Regions from separate parts of the Homo sapiens genome. Here regions 1 and 2 are each linked to region 3. A link is an interaction called in ENCODE POLR2A ChIA-PET data of the cell type or tissue named here. Cell type or tissue: CD4-positive, alpha-beta T cell. All regions are shown on one strand. Links, peaks and the distances in the headings refer to the core of each region. The heading gives the core; the rest is flanking DNA.

The links. ChIA-PET counts read pairs that join two places held together with the same protein. Peaks named below come from ENCODE experiments on the same cell type or tissue, not always from the same donor. Only the 100,000 strongest peaks of a DNase experiment are listed, where the experiment ranks them.
Region 1: POLR2A ChIA-PET joins it to region 3 with 6 read pairs; 2 of 35 experiments call an interaction of 5 or more read pairs at or near these places.
Region 2: POLR2A ChIA-PET joins it to region 3 with 5 read pairs; 2 of 35 experiments call an interaction of 5 or more read pairs at or near these places.

What each region holds. Positions count from the first base shown.
Region 1 is chr11:13,838,541-13,843,942 of GRCh38, reverse strand. The region is part of intron 3 of LINC02548 (long intergenic non-protein coding RNA 2548); the gene reads right to left. Among named protein-coding and RNA genes, the nearest start is that of LINC02545, 29 kb to the left of the region's middle. In CD4-positive, alpha-beta T cell, for the core only: no CTCF peak of the experiment used is centred there; no DNase peak of the experiment used is centred there.
Region 2 is chr11:14,562,278-14,567,679 of GRCh38, reverse strand. It overlaps a transcript of PSMA1 not described here. Among named protein-coding and RNA genes, the nearest start is that of PSMA1, 45 kb to the right of the region's middle. In CD4-positive, alpha-beta T cell, for the core only: no CTCF peak of the experiment used is centred there; no DNase peak of the experiment used is centred there.
Region 3 is chr11:13,672,412-13,677,813 of GRCh38, reverse strand. The region is part of intron 1 of FAR1 (fatty acyl-CoA reductase 1); the gene reads right to left. Among named protein-coding and RNA genes, the nearest start is that of FAR1, 6.4 kb to the right of the region's middle. In CD4-positive, alpha-beta T cell, for the core only: no CTCF peak of the experiment used is centred there; a DNase peak (open chromatin) is centred at 2,823.

The DNA of each region.
Region 1 (5,402 bases), core at 991-4,990, 170 kb before region 3:
ATATGAACAACATTAGTTTCCTTTTTTATTCTAGTATGATTTAAAAGGTAAATACTTGGTTTTCATATTACTCATTATTAACTTCAGAACTTGCATAAATAGCCCATGTCCTATAACCATCAATTTATATTTGTCTATTGTTGCATAACCTAGAGGTCCTTTTATGGCAGATAAGGAGTTGGACCTTTTTGGATTTTCTTTCTTCCTTTGTGCTTTCTCATTAATCATTAGCTTAATCAGAGAGCTAATCTACCTATTTTATGCCTTTTGTATTCTGCTTTCGTTCCAACCAAATTAAAATAATTATCTTCACTTTTTCCCCTCCTGTTTTATAAGGATGGGGAATAGTAATATATATTAATGTTTACTTGTTGACACATAAGAAACTTCTTCCAATGGTTGTATCTACTAGCTATACAGAATAATAATTATTACCTGTGGTGAGAGGGAGGTGGGAACCAGGAAGATGGTGAGTAGGACTGGGGGATATGCATGTTTCATAGATCTACCTCCCACCCCTCTAGCCATGCATTAATCTCTTCACGATGTATTATCTAGAAAAAATTCCAATGGGCCCATATCAGATAGTTTCGCCTTTCTCTACTTTAACTTACAGTGTCAGAAGACAATGAATTTTATTTTCAAAATTTTTAAAGAAAAAGAGTGATAGGAAATGGCCATGTCCATTCAAGCTACTATTTTTTTCATGAATGTAATGAGATGTGAAATTCTTCAGAAACTTTACAACCCAAATAGTTATTTCATTCAAGTCATTGGAGGGCATTATCTAGAATGACAAAGAATGTTAAAAGGAGAAATTTTGGCTACAGAAATGCATAAATAATGAGCAGTGAAACTATTCTGCATGAAATATAACTACTATTTCAACTACTTATTTTGAAGATAAAAATAACCTAAGTGTGGAAAAGAGTGGTTGCTAAGAGAACAGAGAATAAGTAATACATGAGTAGAAGGGTAAGAAGAGATTTAACACTATAGAAGCTTGTTTCTTATTTACATTAAGTCCAGCAGGCAATGGTGGGGGCAGGAAGCATTCCTGCCATCTCTTAGGTACACCTTGTTTGCAAGTATTATATATATTTTGATTGTATGTGTCTTTTGTTTCACCATTATAATCTACAGTACCCTTTTTACTTTTTTACAGTTTGCTATGATTCTAATCATTGTAGAGCAGGATTTTAAACTATTCTGTTTGTATATTCATAACTGTCAATTCCTTGAGACTGGCCTGCGAGTTTTTTCATTTTCATGCAGGTCATGGGATACAAAGAGAAGCAGGAAAATGGTCTTAGGAAAGAAAGTCATCTCTGTCACTAAAGGATTCACAATCTACAAAAGGAGACAGGCATTTAAACAGATAATTGCAGCAATATAAAAAGCAGCACCAGAGAGAGGTGTATACAATTATGTGGGAATGAAAAGAGGGAGCAATTCACTCCAGCTGGGACTGGGGAAGATGACATTTGACCTTAGCTAAAGATGACCTTACACCCCATAAGGACATGGGATGGGAAACATCCCAAGGAGAAGAAGTGGCATCTGCAAAGATAAGGTGCCTTGATTGGCGAGGGTCTGCTGGAAACGTAGCAAAAATAATGTGTGAGCAAAGAGACTGTGTGTTTTCCTACAAACTCAACTCGAAATGATCTCTAGTTGATTGTTTAGTCCTTCCAGAAACGTGTAATTTTGTGAGTGAATCGATTCAAACTAAGTATGCTTTAAATTCTAAAAAGACTGAAAATCCTTGGGTCTCTAAGTGTAGCTTCAGGATGCTCCCAGAACACACCAACACAATATCAACACCCCAGTGTGCTGATAAGTGGGAGATGGTTTTTCAACTGTCAGAATTGGGATGCAACTGTCAGAGTACATGAAATCAGCCACATAAATATCAGAGGCCCACCCACTCTATGACAGCATAAAACCTCAAACTTTTTATCAAATTAGGAAATAAAAATAAAGGAAGGCTCTGTGTGTGCCATCTCATGGAGGAGCCAACTATGGTCATATCCAGATTTTCTGTACCTCCTTTCCCTAAACATTTGTTTTAATGCCAAAGGTATGACTTCTTTCACTAAACGATATCTGTCCTCTGGGACTGCACTTAGTGTTAGAGTTTTACTTTTTTAAAACAACTAAAAATGTGAAAAAATAATATATTTGAAGCTGGCATTGTATTAAAAGACCAATATTCCCATCAGAGCTTCTATGAGAGAGAACTGCAAGGACTCTGGTTCTGTGATTGGCAATGCCAAGCTAACCTCACTGGGCCTGGGGTGAGCTAATGGAGAGAGAGATCAGATCTTCTGTCCACACCACTGACCTGCCTCCTCCTCTAATGGTAGACCAGGAAACAAGAACGTTGAGGGTGATTCTCTCATGAATAATGCATGATAGCCTGGCTCTTAAGACTGATATTTCTCAGAATGACAATGGGATCAGGTTGTTTTCGACATTTCAATTACATTCAACAAATGCTTATTAAACACTTTGAGCACAGCTGCAAGTCACTGTGCCAGTTCCGTAGCACCTTCTGTGGAGGCTGCTAAGATAAAGACAATTTAGGCTTTGCCTTCAAGAGCTTAAAATCTGAACAGGGAGATAGAACAAGGGAAATGAAACTCTTAATAAAATGCAGAAAATGCAAATGCCATTAGAGAGAGGTACCAACAACTATATGTGGGTGTTGAGGAGAGCCAAGATCACATATGGTTGAGGGGTGCCTGAAAGAGATGTCAGCTAAGTTTGAAGAATGGGACACCAATAGTTTTGAGTGCCAACTGTGTGCCAGACATTAGCACGCAACATCACAATTAATCCTCCCAGCAACCCTACCAAACAGATATTGTCTTTCCCAGTTAACTGATGTATAAAGCAAGGCTCTGCAAGGTTAGGCAAGATGCCCCCAAACCAGCATACATATATCCACACACAGACACTCATGCTCTGGTTTCAGTCCTAAACCTCGAGTCCCCCACATATCTACCTTCCTTCCATTATCTCATTGATCCCAACACCTGTCAGAAAACCCTCTGGTTCCCTCTTGTACAGCAGCACATGGTTACACTACCTGCCTGGACCATGATCTCTGGGCACTGGACTCCATCTTCCAATCTGGTTCCTCATACTTCCTCTCACTTGAATTGGGGTTTATCACCAGGGCCTGCTCCATCTTGTGTGCCTGCCTGTTCACCGCGGTCAAATCCGTCTCATTATCTTCTGCACCCACTTTATGCAGAAGCAAGTGATATGGACAGGAAGAGGCATCTGAAATGAGTGAGGAAGAACCAACTGGGACTTAGAAATAAGCTGAAAAAATGAAATTAAGAAGAATAAGCCAAAGACGATGACTTATTCATTCATTCAACAAAATCCCACACACTTGTCTATGCTCCCGGTTCAAGGTTAGGAGCTATGTTGTGATTTTAAAAAGTATGCATGAGTTTGTTGAGTTTACAGATTAGTTGTAGAGAGGGATGTAAAAACAAATAAACAAGTGAAAATTAGGACCATGTTGGGCCCTTCAGGGACTTTAGGGGAGATAGTGGGTGGATGTAGTGAGGGGAAAGAGTGCTCAGAAAGGTGTCAGAGATGGCAGCAGCCAGATGATGCAAGACCACTCACGTAGACCAGACAAGGAGTTTGGTGCTACATATAATGGGAGGAACCACAGTTAACTCCTATGTCAATTGCAACCCAAATGCAGTTTGTCTCTTGCCCTGAACCCTACAAGTACCACTCCTTTTACTGTGTACTGCCCCGGGGTAGAACTCTGCATTTTTTTCATCTCCTCCTATCTCATGCTCCCCTATGACATTAGTGAGCAAGGTGAACTTGAATGAAGACCCCCCCAAAATGAATGAGGGTGTCCCCATATCTCACATGCCCATTGCCCATTCTAGCCATAAGTTTAATTTTTTGACTGGTATAGTTTGGTTATATTATTTCTTTCCCTCCCCCTTTCTTAGCGGGACTCAGTTCTTATATCCTTTCATCTTAAATTTTCCTTTGAGAATCTCAATTTTCTATCTCCCCTGTTAAGTAACTCAACCCCTGTTCCCACTCTCAAGTTTACATATCGACTCTATTACCCTCTTCTGTAAATAAAGGGTCCTCCACAGGCTTCGCTATCTGCAGAACACACTATAGTGACCATCTTTTGTTATATTAAAATGTCATAAAGGACTCACTTCCCTATCGCCCATCCCACCCCTCTCGTTCCTCCACATCCCATATTGCCTTATTTCTTCCAAAGAAATACGGGCTCTTTCCATGAAGAATTACAACAAAAATATCTCCATCTTATTATAAATTATTTATACATGTGCTCAGAACAAACCACTCTTTTTTTTTCTTTTGAGACTGAGTCTCACTCTATCACCCAGGCTGGAGTGCAGTGGCATGATCTTGGCTCACTGCAACCTCCACCTCCTGGGTTCAAGCAATTCTCCCTGCCTCACCCTCCCGAGTAGCTGGGATTATAGGTGCCTGCCACCGCACCCAGCTAATTTTTGTACGTTTTAGTAGAGATCAGGTTTTGCCATGTTGGCCAGGCTGGTCTCAAACTCCTGACCTCAGGTGATCTGCCCACCTCAGACTCCCAGACTGCTAGGATTACAGGCGTGTGCCACTGTGTCCAGCCCAAACCACTCTTTTAAAGTTATTTTAAAGTTTAAAATGTTTTTCCTATTTCTCAAGTAGTAAAAGAGAACTCATCTGTGGTAGGCAGAATAATTTCCCCCACAAATACAGGAGGTCCAAGTCCTAATTCCCCAAATCTGTGAATATGCTACCTTACATAGCAAAAGCAACTTTGCAGACATTCTCAAAATCTTGAGATGGGGAGAGCAGCCTGAATTTTCCAGGTGGATCCAATATCATCACAAGAGTCTTTATGAGGGAAAGAGAGAGGCAGGAAAGTCAGACTCAGAAGTGAGAGAGCCTCAACTGGCCGCTGCTGGTTTTGAAGACACAAGGAGACTAAGGAACGCAGGAGGCCTTTAGAAGCTGCAAAAGGCAAGGAAACAATTTCCCTCTTCAAGCCTCCAAAAGGAACAACTTAATTTTACTCCAGTGAAGTGCATTTAAGACTTGTGACCTCTAGAATTGTTAAGTGATAAGCTTTTGTTATCCAAGTTTGTCACCAAGTTTGTGACCATTTGTTACAGAACCGTAGGAAACTAATACATCATCTTTGAAGCAAGACTAATTTTTTCTTTGGGAGAGGGAAACATTTCAAGGCAGCAGTTTGGTTCGGAAAAGATAAAGCCTCTTCTGCTGTGTTTGAATGTGGACACATGGAGGAGGCAAGCTATTGTTTATCTGGGCAATAGCTGTCCCAGTGAGGAGTGGGGGTGGTGATGAGGACAGGGAGGAAATGT
Region 2 (5,402 bases), core at 991-4,990, 890 kb before region 3:
CTGGGAATATTCATGTTAGACAACTCACATTTGTCACGGATCTGCGCATATCTGTAAATGACCACAAAAGTTCCATGAGCACTGATTTGGGCTACAAATAAATTTTGGCAAGTAGGCAAATCCATTCATGAATAATGAGGATGAACTGTACTAAGTTTCTGTGAGCCTTAGTAATGATACCTCCCTCACACTACAGAGTAAATGAAAGAAGGCATGTAAAATGCCTTGCATGGTTACAGTTAGTTCTTCTTTATACCAGATATTTACATTTTCACTTCCTGTACCTTATCTGCCATGCTCAAATCTGAGAGATAAGTAGATATCAAGAAACTTCCAGCCAAATGTCTCATCTTTATCCTGGGAGCATAGACCAAAAACTACTCACACTAGCTAAAATAGAAAAGAAGGTGTTTTGAACAGACACAAGAGGCAATCTCTTGAGGCACCAAAGTGCAGGGTTCAGCATAGCTAGGCCACCCTGCGTTGGGACTGAAACAGGAAGATCAGAAGAAGTCCCAACTCTCAGGTGGATGCATCCTCTGCCATCTGTGCCTCTCTGAGCATCTGCTAGCTACACTTTTCTGATTCTCTCAGCAGACAGGTTTCCTCTGCTTTCTCTGGCTTTCTTGCACCCTCATAATTTTGACTCTCATGTGGTTCTGACTTCCATGGCACTGATTCCAGCCTGACTCTACATGTCTGGTGCACACCTGTCGTTTTTGCCTGTCTAGCACCATTCTCCCAGTTCTGGTAACAGAGGAACTGACTGGCTCCAGGATTGGCCTGTGAGCGAGACCCAGCCATTGACTCTCTCCTGAGGGTTTGATTTGTCTTGGTTATCTTCTATCATTTATGTTGTTATTCTTTGTATCTTTTCACTGCCTTGTGGCTTCTGTTTGCTCAGCGCTCCTGTTTATTCATGGTTTCTGCTTACTCATGAAGTCTGATACTGGCTTCACTCTGCACCTTTGAGCTTTCATTCACTGAAGAATTTTTCCCTGTGTCTCTCCAGTTCTGATTATTGAAATAAAATATCTTATTGACATAGTTAATTGCCATGTGTTTGGGCAGAATTTTCCTGCCAGGACACCCAACAGGCCAATGTCCAGCCTATTGATCAGCTGCCCCTAGGTAAGGGCCTATCATAGCCTAACAAGCAGTAAGCAGAGTTGTAGGGGTTGGAGGTGTGCATATGGTATCACATGTGGCCACTTATGTTGAAGGATTTACATCAAGCTAGTTATCCAGACCCTTCTCTTTTTCTAATACCTCATGTCCAACTGTGAAGAAATCCTATTAGCTCTACCCTCAGAATATATTTAGAATATAATCACTTCTCATTGCTCCCACTGCTACCCCTCTGCTCCAAGCCACTCTGCCTTTCACTTGCATTACTCCAGTAGCTTAAGAAGTCACCTGCTTCTACCCATAGTCTATTCCCAATATAGCAGCTAGAGTGATTATTTTAAAGCCTTAGTCATATCATGTCATTCCTTTGTTTCACATATACTCCTGGCTCCCCATTTCACTCAAAGTAAAAGCCAAAGCCCTAGCCCCATTACCTCCAACTCCATCTTTACCACTTTCCCTTGCTCACTTCACTCCGGCCACACTGGCCTTGCTTTTTGTCAGATATCCAGGTATGCTCCCACCATGGGGCCTTTGTTCCAGCTGCCCTATCTGTCTGAAAAAAATCTTCTTTCAGATAATGGCTTGAGTAACTCCCCTAATTCCTTTAGATCCTTATTCAAATTTCAACTTCTCCAGAAGGCTTGCCTGACTAATTTATTTTATTCTACAACTGTGGTGGATAAATGCCGTACAGTAAATACTGTGGAAATAAACACTATAGTTCCCCACAGATCCATGCCTTCTTGCCGCTGCTTTACCTTTTGTTCTTGCACTTACCATTTTCTAACATATTATATACATTTTGCTTACTACTTATTGCTTATCTCTCCCTGCTAGAATATAAGCTCCACAAAGATAGAGATCTTTGTCTGCTTTGCTCCATGATATACCAAGGATTTAGAACAGTGCCTGGCCCAAGTGCTCCATAAATATTTGTTGAATTGAATTCCTTGGTAGGTAGCTATAAACATAGCAGATACACTAAGGCTTTCTCTATGCAATATAAAATGTCTCTCAGAGAAATTCATGGCACTAAAAGCATATATAAGAAAAGAAGAAAATTATCGGATCAATAATCTAAGCTCACATTCAAGAACCTAGAAAAAGCGAATAAAATAAACACAAAGCAAATGAAGGAAATATAACAAAGGGCAGAAATCAATGAAAGTGAAAAACAAAGAATAGAGAAAATTAACAAAACTAAGAGCTGGTTCTTTGAAAAGATCGGTAAAACTGATAAACCTCTAGCAGGACTGAGAAAGAAAAAAGATAAAAGACACAACTTTCTAATATCAGGAATGAAATAGGAGATACCATTACAGACCCTGCAGACATCTAAAGGATAATAAAGGCATACTAAAAACAACTCTATACACATAAATTTGACAACTTAGTTTAAATAGAGCAATTCCTTGAAAAATGCAACCACAAGTCACCCAATATGAAATAGATCATTTGAAGAGCCCTATAGGCTGGGTGCTGTGGCTCATGCCTGTAATCTCAGCACTTTGGGAGGCTGAGGCAGGAGGATTACTTGAGCCCAGGAGTTCACGGCCAGCCTGGACAAAAAGTAAGACCCCATCTCTACAAAAAAATTTTTTTAATTAGCCAAGCGTGGTGATGTGTACCTGTAGTCCCAGCTACTTGGTAGGCTGAGGTGGGAGGAAGGCCTGAGCCTAGGAGGTTGAACTGCAGTGAGCTGTGATTGCACCACCACATTCCAGCCTGGGCAACAGAGTGGGACCCTTCTCAAAAAAAAAAAAAGAAAGAAAGAAAGAAAAGAAAAGTACTATAACTATTAAAGAAATTCACTTACTTGTAAGAACGGCTGAAATAAAAAATAGCCCCCAAATGCTGCTAAGGATGAAGAAAAGACAAATCACTCATACATTGCTGGTGGAAAGTAAAATGGGACAGCCACTCTGACAGTTTGGCAATTTCTTTAAAAGCTAAACATGTGACTACCATACAACCCAGCAATTGCACCCCTGGGCATTTATCTCAGACAAATGAAGACTTACATTCACACAAAAATCTGTACATGAATATTTATAGCAGCTTTATTTGTAATACCAAAAACTGGAAGCAATCCAGATATACTTCAATGAGTGAATAGTTTAAAAATTGAGTACATCTATATTGTGGAATATTACTCAACAATAAAAAAGAACACATTATCAATGCATGCAAAACCTGGATGAATCGCCAGAGAATTATGCTGAATGAAAAAAAAGGCCAAAAATTTACACATTGTGTGATTCCATTTTTGAAACGTTCTTCAGATGACAAAATTATAGAAACAAAGAACATATGTGGCTACCAGGGTAACAGAGTAGGTGGGGTGGGGGGGTAGGAGGATGGTGGGTATGATTATAAAAGGGCAGCATGGGATATCCTATGATGTTAGAAATGTTCTGTATCAATATCAGTATGCTGGTTGTGGTTCTGTATTATAAGTTTGTAAGATGTTTACCATTAGGGGTAATTGGGTAAAGGATATAAGGTATCTTTTTGTATTACTTCTTACAACTATGTATAAATTTAAAATTATCTAAAAATTAAAAGTTTAATTAAAAATCTTTCTCCCAACAGACTTTATTTAATTATGGTTGTTTCATGGGAGAAGAGAAACACTTTATTAAATTTAATCATTGATTATAAAATTGCACCTAAATTTCAAAAATGTGAAAAATGAGAAAGTACAACTTAGAAACTAGGAAATATATTAAGTATGCATATTTATTTGTATAATTATTTGCATCAGAAATAGGGAACCATTTAGGAGAGGAAAAGACAACAAAGTCTTCCTAACAGTGATTATCTCTAAATGGTAGAATTATGGGCATTTTTTTTTAGCTTATCTGCATTTTCTTATTTTCTACAGTAAACACATATTACTGACATAATTTTAAAGAAACATGATATTTTAAAGATGTTATTTAGACCAACCCTTAATCCATTGCTTGAAAACCTGCAATGAATCCTCAAATAATTAGTCACTTCAGTCTTTAATACCATAGAAACCAATAGCTCCCAAAGCAGCCCAGGCAGCTCTAATTATTTGAAATGAGAGCTGTTGAAAGCAAAGGTCTGCACTGCCTGTGCCATTAGGGGGTTTAAGGATATGGGTTTGATCCCAGCACAGGTCAATTAACTCTGCTTATTCGTAGAGGAAAATGGTAAAGGTACACTGCCTGCATGGCTCACAAGGGACAGTCACTACTCAAACACTGTCCACAAGAGACACAAACACGTGAAAGTAAACAGGCATCTCAAATCCATTTCTGCTAAGCACCTCTTCTCATACTGGACAATTTCTCATTTCCTCAAGTGGTCAGCAGGAAACAAACAGATTGTAAAATAGTTGTTACAATCAATAGCCAGGAATAAAAGCGTAAAAAGCAATCCCATCTCCAAATGAAATTCTAAATCCCCATTAAATACTTTAATGTCAACCTAACAAGAACTAAAAAGAAAACTCTAAAACCATAATGACACAATAAAGGTAATCAGACTGGATGCATAGCCATCTTTGCTTGTAACTGGAAAGATTACATAAATGACATAATAACACTTTCCATATTAATTCATAGATTTAATGCAATGATAATTAATGGGGCATTAAGAGTTTTATAAACCAGAACTTGACATAATAATTGTAAAATGCTCATGAATACAGCCAGGCCCGGTGGCTCACACCTGTAATCCCAGCACTTTGGGAGGCCAGTATGTGGGCAGATACTTGAGTCCAGGAGTTTGAGACCAGTCTCTAAAACTACAAAAATTAGCCGGGCTACTCGGGAGGCTGGGATGGGAGGATCGCTTGAGCCCAGGAGGCAGAGGCTTCAGTGAGCCCTGATCATGCCCCTGCACTCCAGCCTGGGTGGCAGAGTGAGACCCTGTCTCAAAAAAAAAAAAAATGCTCATGAATAGAAGCATATTTATTCACGAAGGAAAAAAGATAATGTTGTAGAACTCTTTCATGGATTTAAAAATATTGTACTGTTATAAAGCAGCAATAATCAAAACTCTTTGGCAGTTCCATTGAAATTGAAGGAGCTGTTCTGAGCCAGTATGGTAAAGGAAAATGTTAGGAAAGATGTCTGGGCTAAAGACCATTGAGGTCTGGGCTAAAGACCATTGAGGCACCATTGGGTGCCTTGGAAAGGTTTTTTGGTTTGCAAGACACAGAGACCTCCTTCAAAGTAGCTCATGTACAAGGGGGAAAAAAAGCTATAACAAGCTTTCTCAATTCATCTAATGACAGTAAC
Region 3 (5,402 bases), core at 804-4,803:
ATATAGCTCTTCCCAAAAAATGCTTATACCTTGACAAGTGTTATTATTCCATTAGAAAGTAGAAATTATTGAGCTAAAGAATGACTCAGCCAAAAGGCTAGGACTAAAAAAGCTTGACAGGCACTGTTCTAAGGGTCCTCACTCTGGCTATGATGTCGCTAATGTACGGGCAAGTCTTAGCCCCAGCCAGCCTTTCCACATGAACCAAATGTGGCAAAAGAACTCAGAATCGGGATCAGTCATGTAAGCAGTAACTTCTTTGAACCTGGATGTCAATGATCCTTCCAGTGTCTAGTTTTGAGTGGGGAAAAAACAGCTTTTAGGAATGTATTTAAATGACTAAATCCCATAACAAACTCTCTTCTCAAAAATCTTTTCCTAGTTTATTTTTAAAACTTTGCCAAGTTCATAGACACAGCTTGCAACTAAATGCTGTTAGGCAAAGATCATCCTAGAAAGGTATAAAAAAGCATGAGGAAAATGTTTTAAGAACTGTGGATTCTTAATATCTGTTTCCAACTGTGGAATGGAATTAAGCTCCTAAAACACGCCTACCCTAATAAATCTTGTAACTATGGGTTATTATGTTAAAGATGGAAGGAGTATATGATGGCAAAGTAAAAACATTATGGTATAACATTTCAGGGAATTCTTAGCCAATTTACCAATAATCTAGTTACCATGCTAAAGTTAATATACTTCCTTCTCCAAATACTGAGATCCAGAATGAAAAGACAAACAAAATAAATAAGCACAATAGACTTACCAAAAATCAGGTAATGAGAAACAACGCTGTTGGGATTGCCATAACCAACAGACCTTAGGCAAGTCAACCTCTCTGATCACTCTTTAAATTTATTGAAGGAGAGGCCAGATCACTGATTGTTAAAATCTCTTCTGGCTTTCACAGTCTGTATTTTTACTACTATGTATTGGAATAAGTTGTTTCCTACTAGTAGATTAGGTACTTGAAAAATTATTAACTCCAACAGGTCACAAGGGTATCACTTTAAAGCAATTCACCTAATATTCACTGAACTTCGAACAGTCTGTGCACAGCTCTGTGGGGTCAAATGTCCCATTACCAGCTAATTCACCTGTTCCTATCTCCTGAGAATTCTGCTTATGCTCATAATCATTATCATAATTACATTTTAATTACAATCCACAAGTTTTTAAAACCACCTATTTCTAAGAAACTCATTTAGGGCCATTCCTCAAACTAAGTGAACTATGAGCACTTGTATCTCAGGGCTCCACTGAGAATCAATCCTTTGTCAGCCAAAAACAGTTTCTAAGCTCCTGCATTACTTCTGGTTGTTTCAACACAGATGTGAACCTCAAAATACTTTAGCAGATCCTTTCCTCCACAGATCTTAACTGCCTAAGGACACAGTAAGTCAAAGTTTTTACTTCTGGGGGAAAAAAAGGTATTTATGCATTTATTCATTCATATGTCATATATTCTACTTCCTGTTAATCCAGGATGGACAGGAGCCATAAATAAAGTACCACATGCTTATTCCAAAATCTTTAGTGAAATAATTCCTATTTATTAAACTGGCTACAGCTTGTTTTTCCCCAAGAATTCAATTAAGAATGTCTAATTTTTTAATTAGGCATTTGCAATAATAAGCTTTATCATTTTATCACTCTTAATAATTAAAAACACTTGTTTGTAAAAGGCAAGCAGAACACACAGAAAGATAATTGAGTTGAATTTTAGCAGTATGCTTTCTGCCTACACATTAAAGAATAAATTATTAAGACAGAATCCACAGACCCCCCAAGGATATTTGAACGTACATTTTTCTGATGAGATAGCACAACACTTTGAGGAGATGCTCAGAGAAGTTCATGACCTTTGACAAGCAATTTCTGCATTAGGGAATATACTTTAAGATTTTATTCTCAGAATACTTCAAAATAAGCTATAATGGTAACAATTCCCTAAATTCAAGGATTTCTCATGAATTATGCCAACATTTCTGGAAAAAATTTCATGTAAGACAAGAATGATCTAAACTAGATATTTCAAAATAATCTTAAAATTGTCAAATAGTTAACATTTAAGTTAAACACACACACACAACTGCACACCAAAGCTGATGGCACAAACCCACAAACATTCTAACAAGAATGGATCCATTAATACATGTGGTATTAAGATATTTAGAAGGCTTTTTAACAGAACGTGCCAAAAAATTAACCACGAACAGTGATATATTCACAAAGTAGTGTGTCCTAATTTCTGCTACAGCAACCGGCTTTGTTCAAGTTCTGATATAACATCTACAGTATGCCAATTACATGTTGTAGTAGTCTAAAAGATAAAGATAGAGAGATACAGATTTAGATATAACTTATTCTATAGCGCCAAAATTAGATTTCCTAACCGCACGCTTTATCCATGTGATTACCCTCACCTTATCCCTGAATGTTCTTTCTCTCTATCGCCACTTGTTTAAGTTCTACTTTCATTCTAAAATAATGTCAGTTCCCACTTAAGAGTCTCTACCACCAATTTTGGCACATGATCCAGTGTTGCTACATTCTGTTTCACATATGTACAGTCTCTTCAATTATATTATCCCTGCCCTACAGTAGCTTACTATATCTAATTTCTCGTGCCCAGAACAGTATAATGCTCAAGTCTCAAAATATATTTATATGAACAAATTTGCACCTCACTTGGATTAACATGTCTATTATTATACTTATCACACTGCATGGTAACAACTGGTTAAAAAAAAAAAAAAAGTCTAGGGATTTGCTTCAAAATAAAGAAGGAAGTGGATGGAGGTATGGATGAAGCAAGACTGACCACAAGTTAGTAACTCTTAAAGTTGGTGATGTGTGTATTATTGCTGTCAATTTTCCATAATACAAAGTTTAGAAGCTTGCCTCTCCTACTAGTAAGAGGGCTTCTTAAAGACAAGTTCAAGAGTGTTCTTCTTTGTACATCTATCCAATACAGAACAGACCAATTGAACTTTACTAAACACGTTTCATTCTTTAGGTAGAACTACTTTTCAATGAAACTTCAACATCTTTTTGACGGTACTTTATTTAAAAAATTTTTCATTAGCTCAAATAAAACATATATTCACTCATTCATTATTTTCTGGGTCCCTGCTTCCTAAGATATGCTGTCCTGGTAAATGTAGGATACCAAAAATAATTTATCCTCTCTACTAAATTAAGAAGGGAAAGAAGGAAGATTAAAAGAAAATATTGTAAAATGCAGTAATACAGTTTTTAAGAAAGGCATCTAGGGCATCTATGTTTTTAATTAGAAAGAAGGCATACAACCTATTCAAGGAAGACGGGCTTAAAATTTCTCCTCCCCCTCCATTTTACAGATGAGGAAACTAAAGCCCATAGAGGGGAAGTGACTTGCCTAGCAAGTTACACATCAAGTAGCTAACAAAACCAAAATTAAAGCTCAGATCTGCTGATTCACAGTTCAATTTGAATTTTCTTTTTTTCTTTTTTTTTTTTTTTTGAGACGGAGTCTTGCTCTGTTGTCCAGGCTGGAGTGCAGTGGCGCTATCTTGGCTCACTGCAACCTCTGCCTCCCGGGTTCAAGCAATTCTTTTGCCTCAGCCTCCCGAGTAGCTGGGACTACAGGTGGGCGCCACCACGCCCGGCTAATTTTTGTAGTTTTACTAGATGGGGTTTTCACCATATTGGCCAGGCTGGTATCGAACTCCTGACCTCATGATCCGCCCACCTCGGCCTCCCAAAGTGCTGGGATTACAGGCGTGAGCCACCGCACCCGGCCCAATTTGAATTTTCTACATCATAATGCTTTTCTGTACACTGTAATGTTAACTAATGAAAGAGAATGAGTTATTTTATTGGTAGTATATATTTCAATTATTTATTAAATCATATTTAAAAAAATAATAGGATAAGATGGGGAAGGCTGGGAAGAAAAAGTGCACAACAAATTGGTAAGATACTTATGTGTGAAAACTACAGGCATATGCCATGCTTCATCAATTTTGAGATACATTTAAGACATAGTAACCATTTCACAAACATTTTGAAGTAAATATAGACAATATACATCTTCAAAAAATTCTAAAATATGAAAACATACATCTCTAAAGCAAGAAAATATAAGGTATCCTATTAGACACTAAAAAATCACTGTCATTTATTTAGAGGCAGTGTCACAGAGCACAAACACTCAGAGCAAGAGTCTCATCTTCTAAGGTAACAAATACCTAAGGCTTGTGGCATTTTTTTTCAGTTGAAGGTATAAATCAGTCCTCCGTGCTATTAGTTTCACAAGCATGGAGTTTTGGAGTTAGACAAAGAAAGGTTTGAATCCCAGCTCTGTCACTTAGCTCTCCAACCTTGGAAAGTTACTAACTTCTCTGAGTCTCACTCTCCTCATCTGTAATATGGTATTCACATTTTAGAGAATTATATGAGAATCAAATGTGGTAATTTGTTGAAGGATTATGCTACAGTGCCTAGATGAAATAGGAATCACATTAATATCGTTTCCTCTCAGAATCCCTATGGGCTAAGTGAAATTAAACTAAAAGCTAGATGAATTTACGCAACTCTTTCCTCTCTGTTTAGGAGACTGTAATAAGTCTGTACTGATCCTAGGGCAAATCCTATTGGTTTGGGAATCATTCTTTGAATAAGAAAAGCTTATTTTCTTGACTTCTGTCTCCACTCTTCAAATTGGGAACCGAAAACAATGGTGAATTTATAAGTGTTTAAGTTGATCAGCTATATCTAAATCCAGCACTTCCATTTTGTCTTACTGAACTGAAACTCTAAGCCTGTTGCAAACCCATTAATGAGAGGAACTATAGAACCAATGTGTAGGAAGAAGGATATAAAGCCAAAAGAAGCAGTTAAAATGACACAATTCTATCAGTGGTTTGTTGGGTTTTTTTAAACCTTAAATTCATGTATTAAACTCTAAGAAAACAAGTGTTCAGGAAAACAAAGACTGTATCTCCACCATTCAGGGTGGGTTAGTAACTTGATCCTTCAGGTTAAGCAAATACCACCTTTCAGTACATACAGTTTCAGTTTCCATCAGTGACAATCCAGTCATTTCCAAGATAGGAACACACCTACCAAGGTGGCTCTTACCAAGTAGGGACTGAAATAAGACTATCTTCTCTCCTACCCCAAGTTCAGACTAGCCTACCCACATTTTCCTGAGTATTAGCTCATTTCAGTTGAATGCTTGTCCCCACTAATTATAAAAATAATGCTCACTTTTTTTTTTTTTTTTGAGACAGGGTCTCACTTTGTCACTTAGGCTGGAGTACAGCGGCATGATCAAGGTTCACTGCAGCCTCAACCTCCCAGGCTCCCATCTCAGCCCCCCAAGTAGCTGGGATTACAGGTGTGCACACCACCTTGCC